Linked DNA regions of Homo sapiens: region 1 is linked to region 2. A link is a contact called in ENCODE Hi-C data. All regions are on one chromosome and are shown on one strand. The core of a region is the stretch at or near the end of the contact, and the rest is flanking DNA. Distances in the headings are between cores, read along the strand shown.

Region 1 (5,867 bases), core at 695-3,194, 920 kb after region 2:
AGATAATGACCTCCTCTATAAATGCTGTAGTGGGAGTGTCCAGTGAAAAGTGGTGGTATGCTAGGGTGCTCTTCAAACTGTGCCTTACAGAGTTTTGAGGCACAGGCAGTCACAGGCATGCCTCTAGGGCCCAGGGTGGGCTCGGGGTGTGGAGAGGGGAAATGACACCCCACCGTTCCTGCCACCTCTGCTTTCCTTTCAACAAAAATAGAGCCAGTTTTGTCCCGTGTGTTTGTTAATATTGGTCTTTCCTGTCATGTCTCATTCAAGAATGGATTCTGCCTAAAATCCCCCTTGAGACTGAGAATCCTAAACTCAACTTTCTAATCATTTCTCTGGAGGTCCTTGCGTAAGTAAGTCTCTTACCTTCCTTCACTTCACTTTCCTCTTATGAAATGAGGTAATATATTTCTTCTGACTGATTATTATTGTTCCTTCCAGGTATAAAATTCTGCAAGTTTTGGGGCATGTCGGGAAAAAAGATATGTGGATATGCTACCCCAAGTTAACGTTGTCCCCTAGAGACACCTCCCCGAGTCAAACACATTTGCTGGTGTGTTGATTTGTTTCTTTATTTGTGCCATCTTTCTCCACATCTGAACTTAGAGACTCTCAGAAGATTCCTGGCTTTCCACAATAGCTTTCGAGGCAGTGGGGCAGCCCAGTAGGGTTCTGGGATGTAGGTTCTGGCAGGCATTCTACACATTGGTCAACTCCAATGCAAGTAATTTTAGCTGGAAAGTAGCTTTCTCCAATCAGAATTACCTCACTAAGGTCCTCTGCAGACCAGCTGCTGAGTTCATTACAACCCCTGAGTTCAAGGTAAGGGGACACTAGAAGTTACCATTGACCCTTGACAACTTCCCTTGCAGTGGAAAATTCATGTATGACTTTTGACTTCCCCCAGAACTTAACTACTAATAGCCTACTATTGTCCAGATGTCCTACCTATAACAGTCAATTGACACATATTTTGTGTTTTATGACTTATATACTGTATTCTTACAATAAAGTAAGCTAGAGAAAAAAAATATTGTTAAGAAAATCATAAGGAAGAGAAAATATATTTACTATGTATTAAGTGCCATGTCGATCATCATAAAGGTCTTCATACTCATCATTTTCATGTTGAGTGGACTGAGGAGGAGGAGAAAGAGGAGGGGTTGTTCTGGTTGCCTCAAAGGTGGCAGAGGTGGAAGAAAATCTGAGTATAAGTGCACCCATGCAGTTTAAATCTGTGTTATTTGAAGGTCAACTGTATTTTTTAAAATTGTGGTAAAAACACATAACATAAAATTTATCATCCTAACCATTTTAAATGTACAATTTAGTAGTGTAAAGTATATTCACATTGTTATACAACAGGTCTCCAGAACCTTTCCATCTTGCAAAACTGAAACTACACTCATTGAACACCAACTGTCCATTTCCCCCTCCCCCAGCCTCTGGCAACCACCATTCTCCTTTCCTAATGTTCATCCATGTTGCAGCATATAACAGAATTTCCTTCTTTTTTAAGGCTGAATAATGTGCTATTGTGTGTATATACCATATTTTTTTTTATCCATTCATCTGTTGATGGACATTTGGGTTGTTTCCACATCTTGACTATTGTGAATAGTGCTGCAATGAACACGGGTGTGCAAATATCTCTTTGAGATCCAGCTTTGCATTCTTTTGAATATATACCTGGGATTGCTGGATCACATGGTAATTCTATTGCATCTATTTTCAGTGCTCTTCTGCCACAGGCTGCCAAGAAAACTTAGGAAAAACTCACAGGTCACATTTGAGAGCTTTCATGCTGCTTAGAGCTTCCTGGTTTGATTCCATCCGAGTCTATGAGGAAATGGCTGCTCTGGGAAGAAGCAGGAGTTAATTCAAGTCTGGAGAATGCCTGCTTTTTTGAAATCCCCAGCATGCTACATGTGATATGGGCTTATAAGAACCACATGCTTTCTCATGCTCCTTTGGCTCAACCTCAGAGGCATTCTAGAGTTGGCCCTTGCAGCTAGAAACCACAAGAATGTCAATGATGCAATTTAAAATATGCCAGTTCCCACTCCACTGGTCTGTAAACTAAATAAATTGCACAAAAACCCCTACAGTCTCACCTCCTTTATCAGAGGAAATTATTGAGAAGGTTTCAGTGATTTAGAAAATATTCAAGCATAGCTTCTTAAACATCAAGTAGCAGCATTATATGGAGTTGGTTTTGTTTAATAGTTTATTCACAACACTCAGTAATTGAACCACTAGGTACCATGGTGACAGAAATGAAGGTAGATGGATGGGAGTTATAGAAAGACAATGGGTCCCCTGTCTTTAATGTTAATTAGTTGGCCCCTGCCATATATTCCATCTGTTCACATACTGTGACCTCAACATACATGCTGCATGAAGAAAAAAAACTCAAAATATATATTAAACAATTATTAAGTTGGAAGTTTTAGAAATTGACCTAGGAGGTTGATATTTATAAAATATTTTTCCTGCCTTTTGAAAATTAAATGAAGATATAAAATTTACCATTAAAGAGAGGATATTTCAATTTCTTTGCTGTTAACTAACTATCATTTGCACTTTACAGGAGAATCAATTATGGACAATTACCAGTCAGTTGTTGGCCAATCAGATATTTTGATCCATGATTTGCTCCAGGCACCATTGTGGATTTAGATGTGAAGACAGTCCTGGGATTTCAATTTCTTCAGATGCTAGTGGTGTTTCTTGTAATTGTCAAAGCAGTGAACCAATCAAAGCACCTGAATTGAGTTAGGTTACTGTATAGGGTATGGGTTTTAAAATTGACCTTTTACCTCTATAAAGTCAAGGTCTTGCAATTAAGGAGACTTTTAAATATAGTTCCAGTTTGGGTAAGTATCTAAGCCCAAAGGAAGAGAGGAGTTAGAAGTTTGTAAGTATCAGCTTCAAAAATTTTTATACCGAAAAACTGGCCAAGAGGGGAAATGAGAAACACAAACATTTATCTCAAGAAAACAAGATAAACAACAGCAAAACACAAAAAATTTTGGAAAGGAAGACAGTTCACAATGAAAATTTTCTCTATTTCTATTTGCAAACCCTAAATAACTATTTTATGCTGATTGTGGAAGAGTTCAGTGAAAATTTGTGACTTCCTTTCATGGAGAAGACAGACTTGAGTGCCTATTGCCCCTCCAATGGGAAAGCAGTGTAAAGCTTGCTGCTTTCCTTGCACTGGAGGTTAGGCCTAATTGAACAAATGTATAACTGAATTGCATGTGTGTGGTGGCAGAGAGAGAAAGAGAGAGTGAGAGCCAGAGAGAGAGATGGAGAGAGAGAGAGAAATCCTTCAACGACTGGAGAGCTGAGAGAATGCCCGAGCCAGAGTCGCAGATCCCCTCAAAACAGAAGATATAAGAATAGTACCATTACTACCTGGGGCCATTGTTTTGAAAAAATAATGTCTGTATATCAGAGGAGCATATAAGTTAGTACACAGGCTCTGCAACAAGACTGCTTGAGTGTAGATCCTGACTCTACCACCGTGGGCTCTGAGACAAGCAACTCATCATCCAGGGCCTCAGTTTCATCTAAAATAGGCAGAATAACATTCCTGTACTCCTTCAGGTTGTTGGGAGGATTAAATGGATTTCTATCTGAAACCCTTCTAGAACAGCAGCAGGCACATGTATGCAGTTGGTGTGAGCTATGTGTGCTAGTGGCCAAGGGGGGACCTCTGCTGAGCAACCTACAGAGTAGATCTGAAACATACATAAAATTTGCCATGAGGTTTTAAGAGCACTAGCTCATGGGCTTCTTGTTTAAAACTTCAATAAGGCTGTTACCTCATTGTGCCACTCTAGCCTGAAGGAGTTGGGTCTTTTCTTGCCAGGGTCTTATAAAGACCAGAAGATAAAAGACAAAAATGGAATTTGACTGCAAATTTTCATTACTAAAAGACTCCCATTTTTGCTTATATTAAGAAACAAGGTTTTCAAAGGTTTCCTCTAACCACACTATCTTGGGTTAGTCAGAATGAACACGTATTTATGGGATCACGGTCTACAGGATTTGCCTGCAATGTTAAATAAAACCACAATTTGTGTTTCTAAAGTCATCATCTGGTTAGAAAATGACCACTGTCCTAAATGTAGAAATGAAAGAGAAAGTATAACACGGGAAAGGAACATTTTAGGGGGACACACCTTAGAGGTATACAGTGGCTCATTATTTCCTAGAAGTCTCAGGCAAGGGTTCTGAACCTAGGCCTACTGAGTTTCAAGGCTGAGAAATTCCTCTGAAAATGAAGGTGACATGATAGACTGCATGTTTTTCTGCAGATAGGTTCTCAGGCTTGGTTAAATCATTATAAGTATCTGTCACTGAAATTACCAAGATCCATTGGACTAATAACATATTCAAAAACTATGGGAGAGGAACAAATGTAGTTTCTTTTTATACATTTTTTCATATTATATGTAACCTTGGATACCTCCAACATTCTATTTCAATTCCCAGACGATTTTCCAGCTAAAATACATTAGCGCCACCAAAGCGTGGGCAAAATTTTTATCTTCTCATGTTTTCCCGACAGCATTTATCTGAGTCCCAAACCAAATAATTCTGCCTATATATCATGTGAATAACACAAGGAAGTTTATTTTTAGGGGAAAAATGTCTTATCATTCATAATAATCTAATATTTCTGAAATGAATATTGATACCGAATACAATACCAGAAGGTTAGAACAGAACATACATATTTCACTGGAAGAAACTGATTTCCACCTAGTGTCTGTGAAACAGCAGAAGCGAAATTAATGTCTTCTTGCATTGGTGCTGCTGTGCATGGCAATCTCGCCAATGCCGCCAACTCCTAATAAAGGGCTCTCTTGGAACAAAGCTGCCTCTTGTCTGCTTGCTCACAGTATCTATGACACTAATATTCTAATTAGCTATCGCCATTCTCATTATCTTTGTCAGAGAGCTACGTGCTCGTGGATGCAGCCACCTAGCCACGAGATCAGATCTGCATAGTCACACACAAAACACATACACATATGCATGCACATAAAACCTAGACATATCTGCTCTGCAATATCCCATCTCCCCTTGGTTTACAGAATGCATTCCCAGTCTTTTGGGGACTTGTTGGAGGATAAACAGTAAGCCCATGAACGTGTAGTCCAAATTCATTAACGCGGCATTCAAGGCTCTCCAGGTGCCACATCCCTCTTCTCTCTATTCCCTTTGTCCCTTCCCCACCGGAACGCCACTCCTTCTCCATTCTCTCCCTATCCCATGCCTTGTCCTCTGGGCATTGGAGATGGATTCTCACTATCACGCCAAACATACCCCACACCTCCACCTCTGTGTTTCCTCTACCTGAAATTCCCCTCATACTTGTCAAATCTCTATCCCACCTTCTGCCGCCATCAAAATCCCATAAGGTCCATCTCGATCACTCCTCAATTCTCCAACACCCTAAGGCAGAAGCAATGTCTTTTTTTGCTGGACATTTTATGTATTCCTTTTATTATATAACTTATACAACTTTGTCACCACCTTTGGACATTTCATCCCACTGCCTCCCCTGCTCCTGTGCCTCCCACAGGCTCTGCCATATTCCCCTGCTCAGCGTAGAGGGTCCTCAGTAGATGCTGGGGACATGAACTAAGTTGAATGGTAGGATTATAGGAATAGAAAATACTGCAGTTAATAATAAGATCATTTTTAATAAAATTTTTCTCTAGATTCATGAGCATATTTTCTTCTAGCCCTTGACAGAACGAACAATGGAAATGTATTGTTCATAGGTATGTACTATATCGGGTATGCATGAACACTGGCATGTTTGCCATTCTCTTTCAACCTGGGGGCTT
Region 2 (5,324 bases), core at 1,305-3,804:
AAAAAATACTAAAATTTTTCATTCTTAGTACAACAAAATAGTACTTGTGATTTAAAACAATGGATATAAATCTTATTACAATTAAATGCTATGACTAGATTCTAAATATCCTTTCAAATGATACTTCAGACATAGATTTTTAAAGTACTTTCATAGCTCCCATTACTTTTCCAGGAGCTTAAATTAAAACAAAAAAAAATTTTTTTCTACGATTTCTTCCTGAGAATTTGCCACCAAAGAGAAACTGCAGTCTTCAACAAAGAGCAGCAGATTAAAATAAAACTTGTGCAGCTGTACTTTCTAGATGGCCAAAGAATCAACCTAAGTGAAACTAAACATATGACAAGAATAGCATTCTAAAACTGTCTTTGCCCTGTGAAAACAGAGAAATGCTTTGTTTTTATTTCACTTGGCTAATCCTTACATGATATATTATTTTAAATATCTCTTGTTCTGCTTCTTTCATGGCAGTTTTCCTATCTGTTGGTCAATGGCAGGAATAAGGGTTACATCTTTAACTAATTGACCAGAAATGAATAAAACTAAAAATACACACACACACCAACTCTTTTCGGTAGCATAGGACCTGAGGAACTTTCAGGACTCAGAGGAAATTGCTAGACTGCCAAATATGCTTCCTATCCCAGATATTTCTGTCCTCTGCAACCAGACACATGACCTACCAGGCTAGGAATAGTCTAAATAAGAAAACAGCAAAAGTTTAAGTTAATAGAAAGGAGAAGGGAAAAGAAAAAAAGAAGGATGTTACCTAGGAAAACTCAGGAGGCATAGCTGATAGGCTTTTCTAAATGAACACACTCAGCAGGAATATATGATATAATTTTAACTAGAAGTAACTAACAATAATGCTTAGCAGTCAAGGGCAACAGGCTTTGGAGTCAGGCAGTCGTAATCCCAAATTTTCCTAGCTATATCACCTTAGGCAAATGATTGAATTTCTTTGAGCTTCGGTTTGTGATACTAAAAAAATGCTAATAGAAAATACATCTTACAGAGCTCTTTTAAGAATTATTATTATTATTATTCTTTGTTTTGTGATTTTTTTGAGACAGGGTCTTGCTGTGTCGCCCAGGCTGGAGTGCAGTGGTGTGATCTCAGCTTACTGCAACCTCTGCCTCCTGGGTTCAAGAGATTCTCATGCCTCCCAAGTAGCTGGGATTACAGGCATGTGCTGCCACACCTGGCTAATTTTTGTATTTAGTAGAGACAAGGTTTCACCACGTTGGCCAGGCTGGTCTTGAACTCCTGGCCTCAAGTGATCCAACTGCCTCAGCTCCGCAAAGTGCTGGGATTACCACACCCAGCCTCTCCTTTAAGAATTTGAAAATGTATGCAGATAAAGCACTTGGTACCTAGCACATAGTGAATACTCAATAAGAAGCAGATAATATGTACAAGATAAATGAGCACAGTTTAGACATCATTAGCCTTTTTAAGGAACTACTTCAATCAAATGCCAATAACACTCCTAGACAAAGGCTAGCTTAAAACAATAAGCCAGTTTATTTGTCCCGGACATATGTGTGGTAAGATTAGCTTTATCTCTTTCTCTCAAATGTAAGTTTGCTTCATTTAAAAATACTTCCCTAGGAAAGAATGGGCACAAAATTAAACCACCAGATACTAGCAGGAGCAAGAGCAAAAAAATGTAGAAAGTAAAAAATCTCCAACATAATAGGGCCTGCTTAAATAAACTTAATCTATCTAGGTGATCTAGGTGTGGCAGCTCACACCTATAATCCCAACCCTTTGGGAGGCCAAGGTGGGAGAATCGCTTGAACCCAGGAGTTCAAGACCAGCCTGGGCAACATGGCAAAACCCCATCTCTACAAAAAAGAGAAAAATTAGCTGGGTGAGGTAGCATGCATCTGTAGTCCCAGCTACTCAGGAGGCTGAGGAGGGAGGATCACTTGAACGCAGGAGGTCATGGCTGCAGTGAGCTGTGATCACGACACTGCATTCCAGCCTGGGTGAGAGAGCGAGATCCTGTCTAAATAAATAAATAAATACATACATACATAAACTTAACCCAAAGAAAAATGAAAAGAGCTAAATAAAATAATTCCTTCATCAAATGCTAATATGGGTTGCAAATAGCAGCAAATCAAAATGTCTAATTAAAAATGAGTTACAACATTTTATGATGTACTAATTAAAGGGGTAAATCTGGAGGAAAATTAAGGAGGGGCTTAAGGATTGCTCCAGGTAAAGGATTGCTCTAGGATAAAAAAACAGACTTAGGACAAGTAGGGGCAAATCTCTTAGAACTGTTTCAGAGTATTCTGGAAAGGGATATACCTGTCAATCACCAGCACAATGCCTGGCATGTAGTAGGTATGTTTGCTCAATGAAGTTCTGCAGATTTCTCAAAGAAAGCCACACATGCTTTAAATACTCAGAATGCAAAATACTACTGACTTTTTTGCATGAAATATGGGTTAGAGATACTCATATAACAATTGCTAAGTCATTAGTAATATGGTTAAGGATTCTAGAGCTCAATGTCCCAAGGTTGGCTCAGATTTGGGAACTGGAAGACAGAGCTGAGAAAAAGCCACATGAAGCTAGCTGGAAGTTTCACAAAGGAAATGGATGATGGCAAGCTCAGCATGCGATTCACTGAACTGTGGGATGCTTTTCAAAGAATCACACAGTGTAAAATCACTTGGCCTTGCAAAAAGCATTTTAGGCAAACTTCTTTGGATGGAGGAAATGCCTTTATAGCAGTAAGCTCCTATTACTGGAGAGAATGACATCGAGACAGGTTGAATTTTGTAGACAAACATAGTAAGTTTCTCCTCCTTTTCTCCCATCTTAGTTTAAATCATACCCTAGTGAAAGAGGAAGGCAACTATTTGGGTATACTCAGAATTTCTCAGAGCACTTTCAAGTAGGAAGTGTACTTTTAGTTGGGAGACTGGTGGGCACCATGAAGCTCCCAAAAGTGACAAAGCATGGAGGCTTGACCATACCTTATGCAATCTCCCTTCTCCACGTCGGCGCTAATGACTTCCTATTAACACAGTCTCCTCCGCTACAACCATGACTGAAACTCAGAACTCAGTGTGAACTTTTTTCCTACTCGTGTCATCAAATTTCTACAGTGAATTCTCGATAAACCTCCCAATTTGACAAGTAATTGATGCATACTAACCAAACATATAAAAGTCTTTCACAAATAAAAGCTACTTAAAATGTTTGGATGACAAACCGGTATCCCTGAAATGCTGATGTTAAAATGAAACATTCAGTAAACAAGGGAGGTACCTTCAGTGACTGCAGAGAGTCCGAGTTAGTATCACAGTAGAGGATGATGTTGTTGGCCATGCTGAAACTTTCTCTCACCCCAAGGTGGTAAAACAAGGACGGCTGCCGGAAGGCATCGCTCATCTCCACCACCGCAATATCTGCAAACAGAAAACAAAGTCCCCCAAAGAATGACACCCAAATAATGCCCAATCAGCACATTTTGGTTTGAATTATCTTAGTATTCAAAAGAGGAAATAAGGAAACGATAGGGATTTTCTCTCTTCATTTATCACTGAATTTTGAATTTGCAGCTCTACCTGGAAGTGGTTTTATAAAATGTAACAAACCTCCTTTTTCTGTTTTTAAGAGACAAGGTCTTGCTCTGTCACCCAGACTGGAGTACAGTGACATGATCATGGCTGACTGCAGCCTTGAACTCCTAGGCTCAAATGATCCTCCCACCTCAGTCTCCCTAGTAACTGGGACTACAGGCATGTGGCATCACGCCCAGCTAATTAAAAAATTTTTTTAGAGACAGGGTCTTCCTATGTTTCCCAGGTTGAACTCAAACTCCCGGCCTCAAATAATCCTCCTGCCTCGGCTTTCCAAAATGCTGGGATTACAGGTGTGAGCCACCATGCCTGGCCCAAACCTGCATTTTTTTTAAAGAAGAAGGAGATCATGTGATTACTGGAAACCGAGGAGAATTTGCAACGGTGGGAAGCAGGGGCTAATGCTCTCTCATAAATTTCAACATTAAAACACGTTAACTAAGGTTCCAAATAAGGAAATTAAAAAAAAAAAAACAGATTCATTAAAAAATAGCAGTAACATATATAAAACGAGATTTTTAAAAAATAAATAGGTAAGCTTATTAGTTAATCCAGAACTGGGTTTTAGAGTTAAATAACTGATATCTAGTAAGTCCCTGGTAAGTATAATCAAGAACAAAAGAGAGAAAAAAGGTATAGAAAATATAACAAAGGGGAATATAACCACAGATGCAAATCCATCCAAGGCTCAAAGATGACCAGTAACAAGGTAGTAGAAATTTGATATCAAAATTTGACAATGTCACAAAAACGAAATTTAGATTAGTCTAAAACTCCTTTATGGCTATAAACAAAAATATGAAAGAAAAACTAACAAAATGTACCAAGTGTTATAAGACCTAGATCGTGAGTTTAAAATTTATTTGCAGAATGCAAGGATAGCTCAATGGAAAAAACTCATCAGCATCTCGAACATGCTCCAAGTACATTAATTAAAATTCTCAATCCATTTCTCATTAAAAATAATTGCTGAGCTGGGCACAGTGGCACGCACCTGTAATCTCAGCTACTCAGGAGGCTGAGTTGAGAGTATCACCTGAGGCCAGGAGTTTGAGGCCAGCCTGGGCAACAGAGCAAGACCCCTAGCTCTAAGAAGAATAAAAATTTTAAATTAAAAAATAATAACTTCAAATTAAAAATATAAGGGCATTTCCTTAACATAGAGAATATATGTTTCATAACAACTTCCAACTTTGTGCATCTAGGTATTCCCATGAAAATCAGAAATAAAGGCTGTCATCTATTCCCACAACTTACTATATAATGGCTTTCTGAAAATCCCAGCCACTGCAATAAGATTTCTAGAAAGTAAGAAGATATAATTCTAGAAAATAAAATAGATAATTATCTCTATTTGCAGATGTTGTGGATGTCAACCAAATACCCCAACAGACTTAGCTGAATAGCTATTAGAAGTAATAATACAATTTAGTAAGGCATCAAGATGCAAAACTATTATGAAAACAAAGAGCTTCCTTTGCAATTGCAATAAACATTTAGGAAATATAAAACAGAAGCCATTCATAATTACAATGAAAATGTTAATATATAACAAATTTAAAAGAAGATAATTTCTTAAAAATATATGCAATATGTGAGAGATGAAAGGTTAATATCTTTATAAATCATCTCTTATGATCAATTTAAAATAACTCAGCAATGATAAAAACATTACATTAGACAATCATGCTATAGACATCAACAAGCAAATTCATGGAAATT

What was found. A loop is a pair of places that touch in the nucleus more often than their neighbours do. Pooled maps may share reads with other maps.
Region 1: a pooled map shows a loop between it and region 2 (3-fold over the local background). The contact joins two enhancer-like sites. A Hi-C loop is called at or near these places in 1 of 168 maps with a recorded cell type or tissue (cardiac septum), 2 of 37 single-sample maps with no recorded cell type and 2 of 50 pooled maps.

Annotation. Positions count from the first base shown.
Region 1 is chr6:137,635,372-137,641,238 of GRCh38, forward strand. No RefSeq gene overlaps it. Among named protein-coding and RNA genes, the nearest start is that of LINC03004, 27 kb to the right of the region's middle. RefSeq lists a silencer at 1,953-2,012. Within about 2 kb of position 1,945, at least 2 of the 41 ENCODE cell types and tissues checked have a DNase peak (open chromatin) inside an H3K27ac peak, as active enhancers do.
Region 2 is chr6:136,717,162-136,722,485 of GRCh38, forward strand. It overlaps MAP3K5 (mitogen-activated protein kinase kinase kinase 5), which reads right to left. Exons shown (of 30, transcript NM_005923.4): 2 at 3,289-3,428. Among named protein-coding and RNA genes, the nearest start is that of MAP3K5-AS2, 64 kb to the right of the region's middle. Within about 2 kb of position 2,555, at least 5 of the 41 ENCODE cell types and tissues checked have a DNase peak (open chromatin) inside an H3K27ac peak, as active enhancers do.